5 separate regions of the Homo sapiens genome follow, and all the other regions are linked to region 4. A link is a contact called in ENCODE Hi-C or POLR2A ChIA-PET data. All regions are on one chromosome and are shown on one strand. Each heading gives the region's core, a stretch centred on a gene start or an enhancer-like site at or near the end of the contact. The rest is flanking DNA. Distances are from core to core; before and after follow the strand shown. Region 1 overlaps GPR137B (G protein-coupled receptor 137B). Region 2 holds the start of LYST (lysosomal trafficking regulator). Region 3 holds the start of ERO1B (endoplasmic reticulum oxidoreductase 1 beta). Region 4 holds the start of IRF2BP2 (interferon regulatory factor 2 binding protein 2). Region 5 holds the start of GPR137B (G protein-coupled receptor 137B).

Region 1 (2,700 bases), core at 196-2,695, 1.6 Mb after region 4:
GTCCAGAGAGTGGTGGCACAGAAGTGGAGACACTAGGGTGTCCAGATGTGGGTCCTGGCTTAGGGGAGAGGATTTATAAAGTAAAATGGCTGCAGAGATTCTGAATCAAGCGCAGGTTGGAAGCATAGTGCTTTGTTGGTACATCAGAGACACTGCCTCCAGGGACATCAGAGGTGACTTCTGTTGAGTTCTGCTGACTGCACAGGAGACACTGTCATACCCACAAAGAATAGCAGGGGACATTTCTGCCAGAAACACCACTAAGACATTAGTAAAAATGATTGTAACCCAGCTACTCAGGAGGCCGAGATGGGAGGATCACTTGAGTCTAGGAGTTCAAGACCAGCCTGGGCAATGTAGGGAGACATCATCTCTAAAAAATAAGACAAATTAGCCAGGCATTTGGGCTGCACCTGTACATAGTCTCAGCTACTCAGGAAGTTAAGGCAGGAGGATTCCTGGAGCCCAGGAAGATGGAGGCTGCAATGAGCTATGATGGCACCACTGCACTCCAGCCTGGGTGACAGCAAGACCCCGCCTCTTAAAAACAAACAAACAAACAGAAAGATTGTAAGACAGCAAATGTCAACTTGAGTTAGTAGTTGAAAAAATAGGCTTGGCGGGGTGGCTCATGCCTGTAATCCCAGCACTTTGGGAGGCCGAGGCAGGCGGATCACGAGATCAGGAGTTCAAGACCAGCCTGATCAACATTGTGAAACCCCGTCTCTTTTTGTATTTGTAGAAATACAAAAATGAGCCAGGCATGGTGGCGGGTGCTTGTAATCCCAGCTACTCGGGAGGCTGAGGCAGGAGAATCACTTGAACCTGGGAGGCAGAGGTTGCAGGAAAAAAAAAAAGAAAAGAAAAAAAATAGGCAAGCGGGAGTTCAAAGGGTGGGAACAAATCAGTGACGCGTGAACAGACTGATTTATGAGGGCAGGGGGCAGAGTCCAGCAGCTGCTCAAAGGCCTTTATGCTTCTGTCGAAACAAGTACGTCACATGCAGAGCTCTAGGCCTTCCTGTGTCATCCGAAAGGATGGGGTGAAGGCCTGGGTTACCAAGGGGGCACAAGTCGCCCACAGGTCCGGGATGAGGAGGCCTTGGCCCACTGTGGGAGCGGGTGGTGCGGAAAGCCCATGAGGGCTCTCGAACATTCCCCAGCGCCTGACAGCGGCCAGCTGGGGACATCTCCCAGCCGTGGCTCAGCCTTCAACAAGTCAAAAAGCCAGCATCACCCACAGCGTCATCCCCAGATCTATTCTAGGTTCTGAGGTTCTAGGTGGGACTTTCAAAAGCAGAAGAAACGATGCTAAAACCGAAAGGAATTTGCCATTAGGGAGAAATGCTTTATTTTCACCAGATGACAAACTTCAGGGTTTCTGATCAAAGTTGCTGCAATTTCTTCTTTCTCCTTCAGGCCTGATTCTGCTCCCCTCCCCTGTCCTCCCATCCTTCTTGCCACAACGGGGGAAGCCCTGAAAAACCCCGGTGTTTTCATAGGCTGTGTGGAGCCCAAGGAAGGGGAGGGAAAGGAAGTGGGGCTCATTTACCACCATTCAGTTCCTGATCGGGTTCCCCAAGAAGCAGCTGGGACTCTCCAACCCAACCTCACTTCCCCGGGGTCCCTGTCATTAGGCAGATGGCACTCCCATGGCTGTCCCTGCCATGTTCCCTCAGACCCCTCCTTGCTGCCTCAGTTTCTCAGCCCTCCACCCTTCCCTGCCTCCTGCCTCTCCCTGTCTGCCCTTCTCGGGACCCAGGCTCCTTCTGTCTGTCCACAAGCATGCTCAGGTCTCCCCATCTTAAAAACAAGGTCTGGACCCCCTGAATAACCTCTTTCTTGCATTTCACAAACATGCGCTTTTGGAAAGCAGTTTATGCTCTTGAATTGACTCACTGCTCCCACTTCCTCCTGCTGCCATCCAGGGTCTGCCTGTTCCCCCTCCAGCCTCCCCGTCAGTCGAGCCTGCCCTTGGCCAGGCCCTGTGGCAGCTTAAGGTGAAGTGGTCCAGCCTGTCAGCCGCACTGGACACCCTGACTGTCTCCTGCCCGGGGCCTCTCTCCCCTGCAGTCTTTGAGGCCTTGACCACTGAGGGGACTGCTCTTTGACCTCCTCCCTACTCTTAGTTTTTTTTTTGTCTTTTTGTTTTTTTTTAAATAACAGCTTTATTGAGGTATAATTCACATTTTCTGTGCTGTCCCCATCTCGAAGTGTACCACATTCAGAGTTGCGCAGTGACCCCACAGTCCACTGTAGACCTTTTCCATCCCAGAAGGAACCCCGTGCCTCTTAGTGGTCACCCTCCAATTCCCCGCCACGCCCTCCAGGCCCAGGCATCATGAATCTGTGTTGGGCCTCTGATTTGCCTTCATTTTCACCTTCTCTGTCAACCCATGGTCTGCAGCCTTTGCTCTGCTCTGTATCCCAGGGACCTCTCTCACAGCACAGGTCTGCATTTCAGCTGTGCCAATGCTCCCCCGAAGCTCTCCGCACCCTTACCCTGGACAGCGGCCTCTTCCTGGCTGGTCCACACCCCAGCCCGACCTTCTGCTGCCCTCCCCAGCTCCGGGCTCCTGCAGCACCTTCTCTCCTCACCCCCTCCCTCACTGCTCCTAAGTCCACATGCAGGTTCACACCTCCTCATGCTTCCCACGCCTCCATGCACTTTTCACACCTCCACACATCACATCTCCTCACA
Region 2 (2,700 bases), core at 7-2,506, 1.3 Mb after region 4:
TTGGCCACTTAACAAAGCTCTTTAAAACAGATACCCCATATTAATCAACTACATCTATAAATTGAAAGCTTAAAGTCAACATCTTTATTAGCATAGATGAATCTAGGCGTGGAATTTTAAAATAATAGCGCAGAAGAGCCAAGAATCATCAGGAAGAAAAGTCTAATTCAGTTTGTCCTATCAATCTGTTAAACAAACAATAGGAAAATGCAACCTGCATTTGATCTTCAAGGAAACACTGGCCCAAATTCAACACGAACGCATTCAACACAAGATTCGACTCCCTTAAAATTTTCTATCTGCTTAAAACAAACCCCATTAACTATCAAGTGCCGTCGCTGGGTGTGTATGGTCTGCCGAGCGGATCGGGGATGTTTTGCTATGTTTTGTTTAACCAGATAAGAATTAGCGTTAAGGAAACGTTTCTTAAAGCCTCTGTATCCCCTGGACCATTAAACAACCCCTTCGTTGGGCTTTACACTGTGGTACCGGGGTCTTCTCGGGTAATTTCCCAGCTTATTTAACTCATCAGAAGCGAAGGGGCATCTCAGTCAGGCTCCAGTGATACCGGAGACAGACGGCAGATGTCTCAGGGGATCCCCTGGAAAGAGAGGCTCTCGCCCAGTCAAAGGGTGTCACGGACAGGAGGAAAGAGCGGACCGAGGCGCACGGTGTAGGTGACAGGTGGGCGAGCGCCGCAGGGCAACAGCGCGGGGAGTGACCGGCTGGGTGGTGGCGCGGAAACCGTCAACTCCCATCGTCAACCTGACAGCTTGGGCCCAGCTGGGCTGAGTAGTGCAGCGGCACAGGATCAAAAAATAAAATAAAGGTAGCAACACACCGCCGTCAGCCTGCTCGACCTCGCCCCCCGCGCGCTGCGAAATAAAGTTAGTGCCCAGTGGCCGCTGCAATGGCCCAGAGGGGCCCAGCCGAGCTCCCGCCCGCGGCCCGGCGGCTGTCAAAGGCGGCCCGGCGCCGCGAGAAGTCCCAGAGCCCAGAAGCCAGAGAGGACGCCCCGAGCTGGCGCGTCAGGCCGAGTGCCCTCGCGCCCTCGCGCCCTCAGCCCGGCGGTCCCGGCCCTCAACCCAGGCTGACAGCCACCAGCCCCAAACCGCCTCCCCTCCAGGCCACGCAGAGGGGCCGGGACCCGGAACCTTCTGCCGGCAGCGTCGGCGCCCGGCGGCCGCCTTTACCTGGTTTGTGGCAGCTGCGGCCGCCGCGCACTCCCCCTCTCCCGGAGAACCCCGAGCCGACGCCGCTGCCGCCGCCGCCGCGCACTCCCCACCCCCGCCCGCCCAGGTAACCCAGGAAACCGAGAACACCACCCCCTCCCTCCCCTCGTCCGGACCCAGACCCGCTCGTCTGCGCGTGCGCCCTTGGCTCCGCCTCGCGCGTGTAAGCCCCGCCTCCTCTGGGAGGGCAGCGCCGGCGTCGCAGGCGTGACGCGTGGAACTGCCGAGCCAATAGGGAAGGCAGGGGGGCGGGCCGACCCGCGGGGCTGCAGCCGGGGCCCGGTCTGGGTTTCTCAGCGGTCGGGGGTCGTACCCTGGGTCCGCACCTCCTCCCAGGGCTCTGCGTAGTGGGCTGCGTCAGACCCTGGGGAGTGCGAGCACCGTTTGAGAAGCACCAAACACAAGCGCATCGTCCGCCTCTTCCATTCAACACAGACTGTCAACCTGTCCCATTGTGTAGGTCTAGAGGATGAAGATAGAAGAAATAACGGGAAGGAGTCAGGAGAGGGAGAAAGGGTTACCCACAAGGCACCCCTAGCCTTCCTCTGGGACCTGGAAAAAGCCATATTGTAATGGTTACCGTCGGCTTCTTTCAAGAAACAAAAAGAGCTTTGCAAAGCCACTGCAGAAGTAATTCAGTGCAGTGGTGTATTTTCCAACCGACTCCTGTTCAAACACGGTTTGTATACAGTGCGCACTGTCAGTGTCATATGCCCTAATAGACCAGTCCCTCCAGAGGGTGGGAGCTGTAGGTAAAATCCAGGATGTTTTGGCTGCATCCCCGGCTCTGGGCCCAGCACGCTGCTGGCAGACTGCTGCGGTAGGCAGTTTGGCATTTCAAGGGCCACCCTCCTCACCTCCTAGTCACTGAGACAGCAACGCCAGAGGTACTGGGAAAAAGCCTGAACTGTAATCGTTCGGTAGTTTTCAAGTTCTGCCAAACAATACAAACTATTAATAAGCAGATAATCTACAAATTGACAGGAATTGCTGTAGAATCAACAACTCCCATAATTTTTTGCACAGGAATTATGAAATAGAAATAATTCAGGATATTATGTCCCAAGCCTATATACCAAATGTTACTCCCAATTCCTCAAACTCCCATCTAACCCAATGACAAGCAAAGTGCGTTAAGTTGCCCACTGATGTGGTTTAGAGGGTGCTCTTGGGGAAAATTCCCCACTTTAAAATATGTCTTCTCTGACGTCTGATGTTTAACCATTAGCAGTTCATATCTTTAGGCGAAGATTGCCCACTTCCTCTGGCAGGTAGTCTTTTATTTTTATTTTTTATCTTTTTTTTTTTGAGACAGATTCTCGCTCTGTCGCCCAGGCTGGAGGGCAGTGGCCGGATATCGGCTCACTGAACCCTAACAAGTGCAGGAAATAAATGTCTCAGGGAACTTATCACTCATTTAAGCAGTATATAATGAGCACCTACAATGCGCTAAGTATTGTGCTAGGTG
Region 3 (2,700 bases), core at 199-2,698, 1.7 Mb after region 4:
AATCAATACATGTGGAGGTAGGGCCAGAGAATCTGCATTTTAACATGTTCCCCAATACCAAAAATTTGCCCCTTTTATTTTTATGGTTCAAACACAGACACAAACGGACTATTCAGGCACTCTGGGATTTAGTGCAGGGCACCATAAAACCATGAAATAAAGTGACTCAATTCAGAAAAACATGTTTTCACGGTTACACTCAGAGTCACCTTCAATTTTTCTTGGATGAGCACTAATTGCTTCAAATGACATCTCCCCTCATCATCAGGCCACCTGAGACCTTCGTTTTATTTTTTTGGCCCTCAGCAGTGCTGCCTCCTTGCAGCAGGTGCAGACAACAAGCAGCAGCACCTGGCAATCAATTCAAATTCTACTGAATAGAAGCAAACACCTCTCTGAAGGCGAAAGGATCTGGTCAGCTAAGCCTCAGATTTCTAGCACACTGAGAACACTTGTAATCATCGCTTCACATCAACAACCAGCCAGCACCTCACGACTGCCAGAGCCAGAGCCTCCATCCACGAGCCACAACGCCCCACTCAGACCCCCCCAGTCTCGTATTGGGACTTACCTGGCGATGCCACTTGGCAGACACAGCTCAGCTGGGTAAAAATAAAGCAATCTTGAGCAAGGGAAGGTGCTCGAGGAAGAGTAAAAGCCCAGAAAGCTCTAGTCCGACAGTTCGAGTGAAGTCTTGCCCCCTCCCAATCCCCTGCGCCTGGCGGGGCCTCGGGGGTCTGCGGAGTGCCCCCAACTCTCAGTCTCCCTCCCTCACTAACTCCTGAAGGGAAGGACGTCACCGTTTCTCTGGGCGCTCGCTCCCTTCGCAAGACAGCCGAGGTGGTTCATGCCCGTCCCATCTCCCGCCACACTCCCAGCCGCTTAACACATCCGAGAGGAAAAAACGAAAACAGCTCAGGGGGACCGTCACCATCTTCCTCTTTTGACTGCCATTACCCGGAGTGTCGCCGTCCCCCCACCCTGCGGGCGGTTCGCAGATGTTTCCCGCACTGGACGGTCAGGTCTCTGCTCCCCGGGTTTTCTGCTCGCCAGAAATCACCTCTTTTCTGGCCCGGCCCTGCCCGGCCCTCCCCGCGTCACAGCCGCGGCCCGTGTGTAGCGGCCGCGGGTGTTCGGCCGGGGGTTCCCGGCCCGCTATCACTCGGGCTTACCTGCGCCTCGACGACGCTCCGCAGGAAGCTCAGGGTGACCAGCAGCTGCACCGCGGCCGCTACCCCCTGCCCAGCGCCTGCCCGGCGGACCCCTTGGCTCATGCTGACCTCTACCCACACCGCGGCCAGCCGGACCCCTCGGGGCCGGGGAACGACGGGCGGCCCAGGCGACGACCCAAGGGGACGGTTCCCAGCGGCCGAGCGACTCCAGGGTCAGAGGTCTGCACTCCAGTCCGGAGGCAGGCGACTCTTTCCCCAACACCCGGCAGCTGCGAGTGAGGCAGGAAAGGCGAGCGCCCCCACTTCATCCCCCAGGCGGCCCCGCCCCCGGCTCGCTTGGCTCCTCGGCCACGCCCCCAAGCGCGGGGCCTTGTGGGAGTTGTGGTCCTGGGCGGTCGCCTAGGCGCCGCGGCAGGAAGGCGGAGCCGCTGAACGAGAGGACTCGGGAACTACAACTGCGAAGGCCGCCCCGCCTCCCCGAGGCCTCGGGCTCCGCGGCGGCCAATGAGGCGGGACCACGCGGGCCTCCAAAACACCGGGGGGTGCGGGCGGGGGAAGCGGGGCGACCTCTTCTCCGGGAAACCAGGCTGAGGACCTCTCTGCGTCGGTCCCTGCTGTCGCTCCTGGAGTCCTCGCAGACGCCAGGCTCTAGGATTCACCCAGTACGCGGGCGAGTTAGGAACGGACGGTGCGGGATCTTTGACTTTCGGTCTGAAGCGTATTCTTTGTCTCATTCATTTTTCTGTAGCCTCACATCTGCTGTGGGTGCCTATGTAAGCTACCTGTGACTTGTAGAGATGGCTTCGGCTCTTTTTTAATTTCATGCACCCTAGATGTGGATGTCATCTCCTGCCCCGCCCCAGCCCGACTCCTAGGTTGACACGTGCGAGTATAACGCATGCTAAAGAATGAAGACAAACCCAAAGGCTTATGATGAAATATGGGGATGGGGTAAAACAAAAAAAAACTTAGAGTGACATAGATTGGGCGCAGATCCCAACTCTAAAACATTCTAGCTAGTTATTGGGCCTTAATTCCCACCTCATATCTTGTTCTAGGGCTACATAAGATTAGATACAGAAAGAGCTGAGTATAGTGCCTAGCACCTAGGAAGCACTCAATAAATGGTAACTGCTATTAGTTTTATTAATGCCTTTGATTTCTACAAAACGAGTAATACATCTCCCTTGTGTTTATGTAGCGTGTATTAGTTTCTCATTGATGCTGTAAGAAACTATCACACATTTAGTTGCATACAACAAAAGAAATTCATTACCTTATAGTACTGGAGATCAGGTGTCCAAAATGGACCTGTAGGGCTGTGTTCCTTTTGGAGGCTCTCAGGGACAATGTGTTTCCTTACCTTTTCCAGCTTCCAGAGGCCACCTGCATTCCTTACCTCATGACTTCACATCTCCTTCACTCTCTCTGCTTCCCTCGTCACATGCCTTCTCTTGTGACCCTAACTCTTCTGTCTCTCTTGTATAAGGACCCTTGTGATTACATTGGTTACAGACCATCCTATCTC
Region 4 (2,700 bases), core at 1-2,500:
CACCAGGGTGGGCGGCACCGCGTGGCCGCGCCGCGGGTTCGGGCTCTGGCGATTCAGCTCGGGCGGCTCCTCTAGCTTGGAGAAGCCGTTGGGCACCAGGATGCCGTTCACGGGCGGCGGCTGCGGCGTCGGCGGCTGGGCCAGGCTCGCTGCCGGGCGGCTGCTGCCGAAGTCAGAGCCGAGGCGCGGGGGCCTCTCGGCCGCGGCCGCCAACGGGTAGCGCTCCAAGGCCTGCGGCGCGCGCGGGGCCGCCTCGGGGCCGCCGTGGCCAAGCTGCTGCTGCTGCTGCAAAAGGATGTCCTTGGCGGAGAGCGGCGGCGGCTTGGCGGCGGCCGAGGCCGCGGCGCCGGGTGGGGAGCGACCCTCCGGGAAGCAGCCGTGCGCCCGCTTGAGCTGCCGCGCCGTCTCGATGACGAACTCGACGCGGTCGGCGCCCTCGTAGTTGACGCAGCCGCGGCAGACGGGTTCGGTGAAGTCCCAGATCATGGCCCAGGGCATGCGGGGCAGGTCACACAGGTAGCACGACTGCCGCCGGGACGCGGCCGCCACCGCCACCGCCGCGGCCATGTCCGAGGAGCCCGCGACGCCGGAGGAGGAGGCGGAGGAGGAGGAGGGGGCGCCGCCGCCGCCCCCCACCGGCACCACGCGCGCCCTCCTCCCCCCCCAACCCCGCGTCTCCCCCACCAGCGGCGGCGGCGGCCGCAAAGGCGGCGGCGGCGGCGGCAAAGCCCGCGAAGGCTCGGCGCCCGCGCAGCGCCCCCGGTGCACGAGGGGCGGCGGGCGCGAGGTGAGGGGCTGCAGCCGCGGCAGCAGTTCCCCCCGGCCGGCCCGGGCACGGGCGGGCGGCGCGGCGCGGCGGGGCGGCGGGCGCGGCGGTGGGGGCTCGGCCGGAGCCGCGGCGGGCCTCCAGACCGGGGCGAAGACGGGCCGCGCGGGCGCGGGGGAGCGCAGCAGGTCGCGGCGGCGGCCGGCACGGAGTGCGGGGCGGGGGGCGGGGAGGCCGGGGGGGCAGGGGGCGGGGGGCGGCCGCCGGGGCAGGCTCAGCCCGAGCGGCGGGGCATGCCGCGCCGGGGTGGCGGCGGCCGGGCGGCGTGGAGCTCGGGCGCGGCGCGGGCCCCGGGTCGCTCCGCCGCTCTCTCACAGCTCCTGGCGTCGCCGCTCTCCAGCGCCAGCGTCAGCGGCCAGCCCGCCTCAGCTCCGCCGCCGCCACCGTCGCTGCTGCTGCTGCCGCCGCGACCGCTCCACTTCTACAGACTTGATTCTTCGACAGTCTCGCACGGCGCCTGCGCGGGCCCCCTCCCCTCGTGCGCGTGCCCGCCCTCCCGCGCGCGCGCTCCCCCTCCCCCCGCGCGCCGAAGGAGCGCTGCCGGGAGAGCCGGCTACGCGGCGCCCGCCCGCCCGCGGGGCAGCGCAGCAGCGCAGCGCCGGTGTTCCCTTCGGAACACCGCGCAAAGTGATCGAGTGCTTTTCCTCCACTTTCCCTCACTTCGCGCCCCACCCGGCTGTCCCGACCACCCTCAGGATGTTTTCCTCTGGTGTGCCTCTGGGCCAAATCGTGCTAAAAATCATTTTTTTTCTTTTATGCAAGGACACTTTGTCACTTGGTTTCCGTCAGTCTCCTGAGAATGGGGAATTTAGGTCTAGCGTGGTTCACAGTTCTGGTTTTTTAGGAGTTATACTTGAAAGCTCAATGTCGGACACATAGCATGAAATCCGTCACTGGTGCTTTGCATTTGTCTTGGAAAGGACATACGCCCCGCCTGTCCCTTTTACTAACTAGGGAGACTGTGAATATTCCCAAGCCCAGCACCACGTGCACACGCCGCCAGCTGGCTCGCGCGTTTTCCACGGAGCCCTCTGGAGGGGAGGGAGCGCGGTTCGGACTAGCCTCTCCCGAACACCAAGTGCCGCTCTTAGCCCCGTCCAGCCCGCCCTGTTCATCGGGGGCCTCGCCGCGCCAGTCGCCCCGGCTGCCTTATGTAGGTATGCGCGGCGGGCGCGTGACGTGGGCGCGGGGCCGTGGGCGGCCGCCGCCGCGAGTGCGCACGCTCCGCGCAGACGTGCCTCGGCGCCGCTGGCACTAGGGCCTCGTGGAACGAATGCACATTCCAGGGATCCGGGGTCTACGGCCAGCGCGGCCGCGTCACAGCGCAGGCTCCACCCCCTTCGGCGAGTCTGGGCGTCGAGGCGCCGCCCCCGGGCCCGAACTTGGACTCGAGGTGGCGGGAGGCGAGGGCGCGAGTGGGGGGGGGGGGGGTCCTGCTCGCCTCCGCGAGGTTCCCGAGGGCCGTGGGGGCGACCGGCTGGCTGGCTGGCCCGCCGTCCCGCAGGGCGGGCCGCCGACGGAGGCGGACTTTTGCCCTATATGCCACCCAGGCCGGGATGAGCCCGGCCTGCAGGTCTGCCACCGTTGGCAGCCTCAGACTCAGCCCAGACTGAATTGAATGTTTGAGTTTCGCACTTTTATCGGGAGGAGGAGCTAGTGTGTGTTATGGTAAATCACTTTGGGCTGGTCGTTAGTCTCCCTAATACACGTAGGCTTAGTCGCTCTTCAATTGGGACTTTTACACTTAAGCTCTTTAAGGGCGGCCTCTGGAGCTGCTTTTGTTGGGAACACAGGCCCACAACTCTCCCTTGAGACTGGAATGAGCTGGTTAAGTGTGGGAAGAACAGGGTACTAATTATATTATCTTTCCTACA
Region 5 (2,700 bases), core at 189-2,688, 1.5 Mb after region 4:
TTCCTCTTGAAATAGCGATAGGGAGAGAGGGAAAGGATAGAAAAACTGGAAAAGGAGCTCCACGCCAAAGGCACACTTGGCCCCAGTGAACCACCTGGAATACGCTGGGAGCGCTGTAACCACTAAGTAATTCTGAGCAAAAGCTAGGGTGGATTCTGGATATGCCAGGCCGTCTTTTGGAAAAAGAACACACAATTAGGCACGAAGTGGAGTAAGAAAAGAAATCACAATTACTGGAGCCTCGGAAATCCGAGTTTCTTCTGTTTACCAGAACCGCTTGCCCAGCAATGTTTCCAGAGGGCGCCCGGCTTTCCCTCTTTTCCCAGAGCACTCCCCAGCTCTCCCAAGACAAGGGTGGCGTGGTGCCCCGGGGCAAAGACTAAGTCGCTGTACAGCCTCGAGGAGCGAGCTGCTCAGCAAAAGCAAAAGAGAAGGGCTCTCGGGTGGCGGGGACAGACCCTCCTTCGGCATGGGTTGGATCGGACAAGGGGGGCCGTGTGCCGTCAGCTGCCCCACTTCTCTCTGAAGCCCAGTGGGCTCCATCCACTGACCCGCGGCCCGCGCGCCTCCCGGCACCGGCTACATCGCTGGGAGGTGAGGCGCTGGGAGCGCGTGAGGCTCTCCGGGAGAAAACAGCCCAGCTTGCATCCCAGAGGAGGCAGCAGCCGCAGGCACCGTCTATTTCCTCACTCAGTATACAAATTTGACCTCAAAAATACGAACCCTGTCTTTGGCATGTCTGCATTTAGAAATAAACATCATTCCAGACGCCGGCCAGTTCATAGCCACAGAGTCGTAAAGTTTTATTTTTAAAGGGGGGGACGGAAAGGACTTGTAAAGTTTTTTTTTTAAATTTGTTTTTAAATAAAGGAATTAACTTCTGCAAAACAAGCAATCAGCAGCAGAATGCGCGAGGCCACGAGTGCGATCCCCCGAGGCGCGGGGCGCGGCTGGGAAGTTTTGGGGGCGCGCGGCGCGGTGCCGGGACCGGGGAGGAGGCGCGCGGTTCTGGGGGCGCGCAGTGCGGGAGCGCGCGGCCCCGGGGATGGGGAAGGGGCCGGGGACGGGTAGCGCGCGGCCCCTGGGATGGGGAGGGGGCGGGAAGGGGGGAAGAGACGCGGGGCTCTGGGGGCCCGCAGTCTGGGAGCGCGCGGCCCCGGGGATGGGGAGGGGGCCGGGAGGAGGCGTGCGGCTCTGGGGGCGCGCACTGCGGGAGCGCGCGGTGGCGAGGATAGGGCGGGCCGGGGTTCGCGGGGCGAAGGCGCGCGGTGCCCGGGGGAGGGCGGGCCGGGGCGCGCGGGCCGGGGCGGGGGCGCGCGGGCCGGGGCGGGGGCGCGCGGGGCCGGTCGGCGCGCGGGGGCGGCGGGCGCGGCGCTGCCAATCGCAGACAAAGGCCGTCCCAGTGAATCATGTGGTGCCGGGGGAGGAAGTGCGGCTTGTTTTCTTTCCTCCAGTCTCGGGGCTGCAGGCTGAGCGCGATGCGCGGAGACCCCCGCGGGGGCGGCGGCGGCCGTGAGCCCCGATGAGGCCCGAGCGTCCCCGGCCGCGCGGCAGCGCCCCCGGCCCGATGGAGACCCCGCCGTGGGACCCAGCCCGCAACGACTCGCTGCCGCCCACGCTGACCCCGGCCGTGCCCCCCTACGTGAAGCTTGGCCTCACCGTCGTCTACACCGTGTTCTACGCGCTGCTCTTCGTGTTCATCTACGTGCAGCTCTGGCTGGTGCTGCGTTACCGCCACAAGCGGCTCAGCTACCAGAGCGTCTTCCTCTTTCTCTGCCTCTTCTGGGCCTCCCTGCGGACCGTCCTCTTCTCCTTCTACTTCAAAGACTTCGTGGCGGCCAATTCGCTCAGCCCCTTCGTCTTCTGGCTGCTCTACTGCTTCCCTGTGTGCCTGCAGTTTTTCACCCTCACGCTGATGAACTTGTACTTCACGCAGGTGAGTTTCAGAGAGGCTCCTGGAGGCGCTCACCTGGCGGGGTGGTCCCCGCGGGGCGCCCGAGGCAGGGGCGATGGCAGCCGCGGGGGCGGGTCCGGCCCTAGGGCTGAGAGTGTAGGGAGAAGGCGCCGGCTCTGGGGTCGTCCGAACCCTGTCCTGTTTGCGGGCATTTGTCATAGGAAACCCCCTGCCATTCCCAAAAGGGGCAAGGAGAAGGCAGGGGAGGGCTGGAGGCCGCCGCTCACTCGCTGCCCCTGGCTCCGCATCGTGCGGTGGATTCGGGGCGCTTCTCCGTGCGCAGCGCGAAGCAGCAGCGCCTGCACACGCCAGTTAGTACGGATGGAAGGTGTGCCCCCAAGGGAGGCCTGAACTCTAGAATTTGCCCTGCCTCCCCAGGCACCTAACTCCCGGCCTGGAAAGGTCTTCTGCACGTTGGCCTCCAGATTTGGGCCTGACACTGCTGTTTTGAGCGTTGGCAGGGTGAGACCATGTTGGTTTTGATGAGATGTTTTGAACCTCCGGCTTAGGAGCTCTACAGAACTGCGGCTTACTAACTCATTCCACCGGATTGCTAAACAGCAGGCTGGGGTAACACCCAGCTCCGAGCTGCTGCCGCTCATCAGAGTTACTGTCTGAGCTCATCTGAGAGGCCCCAAGAAAAGGCCATAAAAGCTGACTGGGGCTCTTTTACAGCCACACAAAAATCACTTTATGGGGCATATTATTAAATAAGCTAATGGGAGAGTATGTGAATTAACTTGGCT

The links. A loop is a pair of places that touch in the nucleus more often than their neighbours do. ChIA-PET counts read pairs that join two places held with the same protein, here RNA polymerase II (POLR2A). Pooled maps may share reads with other maps.
Region 1: a pooled map shows a loop between it and region 4 (11-fold over the local background). The contact joins the enhancer-like site here to the promoter of IRF2BP2 in region 4. A Hi-C loop is called at or near these places in 3 of 37 single-sample maps with no recorded cell type and 4 of 50 pooled maps. POLR2A ChIA-PET finds 5 or more read pairs at or near these places in 1 of 52 experiments (MCF 10A).
Region 2: a map of CD8-positive, alpha-beta T cell shows a loop between it and region 4 (30-fold over the local background). The contact joins the promoter of LYST here to the promoter of IRF2BP2 in region 4. A Hi-C loop is called at or near these places in 5 of 168 maps with a recorded cell type or tissue (CD4-positive, alpha-beta memory T cell, CD8-positive, alpha-beta T cell, naive thymus-derived CD4-positive, alpha-beta T cell and 1 more), 5 of 37 single-sample maps with no recorded cell type and 14 of 50 pooled maps. POLR2A ChIA-PET finds 5 or more read pairs at or near these places in 1 of 52 experiments (naive thymus-derived CD8-positive, alpha-beta T cell).
Region 3: a loop to region 4 is called in a map with no recorded cell type, with 24 times the contacts of the local background. The contact joins the promoter of ERO1B here to the promoter of IRF2BP2 in region 4. A Hi-C loop is called at or near these places in 4 of 37 single-sample maps with no recorded cell type and 9 of 50 pooled maps. POLR2A ChIA-PET finds 5 or more read pairs at or near these places in 1 of 52 experiments (H1).
Region 5: a loop to region 4 is called in a pooled map, with 5 times the contacts of the local background. The contact joins the promoter of GPR137B here to the promoter of IRF2BP2 in region 4. A Hi-C loop is called at or near these places in 3 of 37 single-sample maps with no recorded cell type and 4 of 50 pooled maps. POLR2A ChIA-PET finds 5 or more read pairs at or near these places in 1 of 52 experiments (MCF 10A).

Annotation. Positions count from the first base shown.
Region 1 is chr1:236,158,771-236,161,470 of GRCh38, forward strand. The region is part of intron 1 of GPR137B (G protein-coupled receptor 137B); the gene reads left to right. Among named protein-coding and RNA genes, the nearest start is that of GPR137B, 18 kb to the left of the region's middle. RefSeq lists enhancers at 816-865, 966-1,415, 1,506-1,555. Within about 2 kb of position 1,446, at least 5 of the 41 ENCODE cell types and tissues checked have a DNase peak (open chromatin) inside an H3K27ac peak, as active enhancers do.
Region 2 is chr1:235,865,650-235,868,349 of GRCh38, forward strand. It overlaps LYST (lysosomal trafficking regulator), which reads right to left and starts at 1,257. Exons shown (of 53, transcript NM_000081.4): 1 at 1,194-1,257. RefSeq lists enhancers at 315-364, 735-834 and silencers at 955-1,374, 1,425-1,724.
Region 3 is chr1:236,280,510-236,283,209 of GRCh38, forward strand. ERO1B (endoplasmic reticulum oxidoreductase 1 beta) reads right to left here and starts at 1,449. Exons shown (of 16, transcript NM_019891.4): 1 at 1,173-1,449. The coding sequence starts at 1,274. RefSeq lists an enhancer at 844-1,043 and silencers at 1,114-1,163, 1,204-1,793.
Region 4 is chr1:234,608,928-234,611,627 of GRCh38, forward strand. It overlaps IRF2BP2 (interferon regulatory factor 2 binding protein 2), which reads right to left and starts at 1,251. Exons shown (of 2, transcript NM_182972.3): 1 at 1-1,251. The coding sequence starts at 567. RefSeq lists silencers at 66-345, 586-665, 1,046-1,145, 1,206-1,395, 1,876-2,475 and enhancers at 726-1,423, 1,526-1,625.
Region 5 is chr1:236,141,101-236,143,800 of GRCh38, forward strand. GPR137B (G protein-coupled receptor 137B) reads left to right here and starts at 1,439. Exons shown (of 7, transcript NM_003272.4): 1 at 1,439-1,936. The coding sequence starts at 1,523. RefSeq lists silencers at 1,178-1,357, 1,428-1,697 and an enhancer at 1,663-2,166.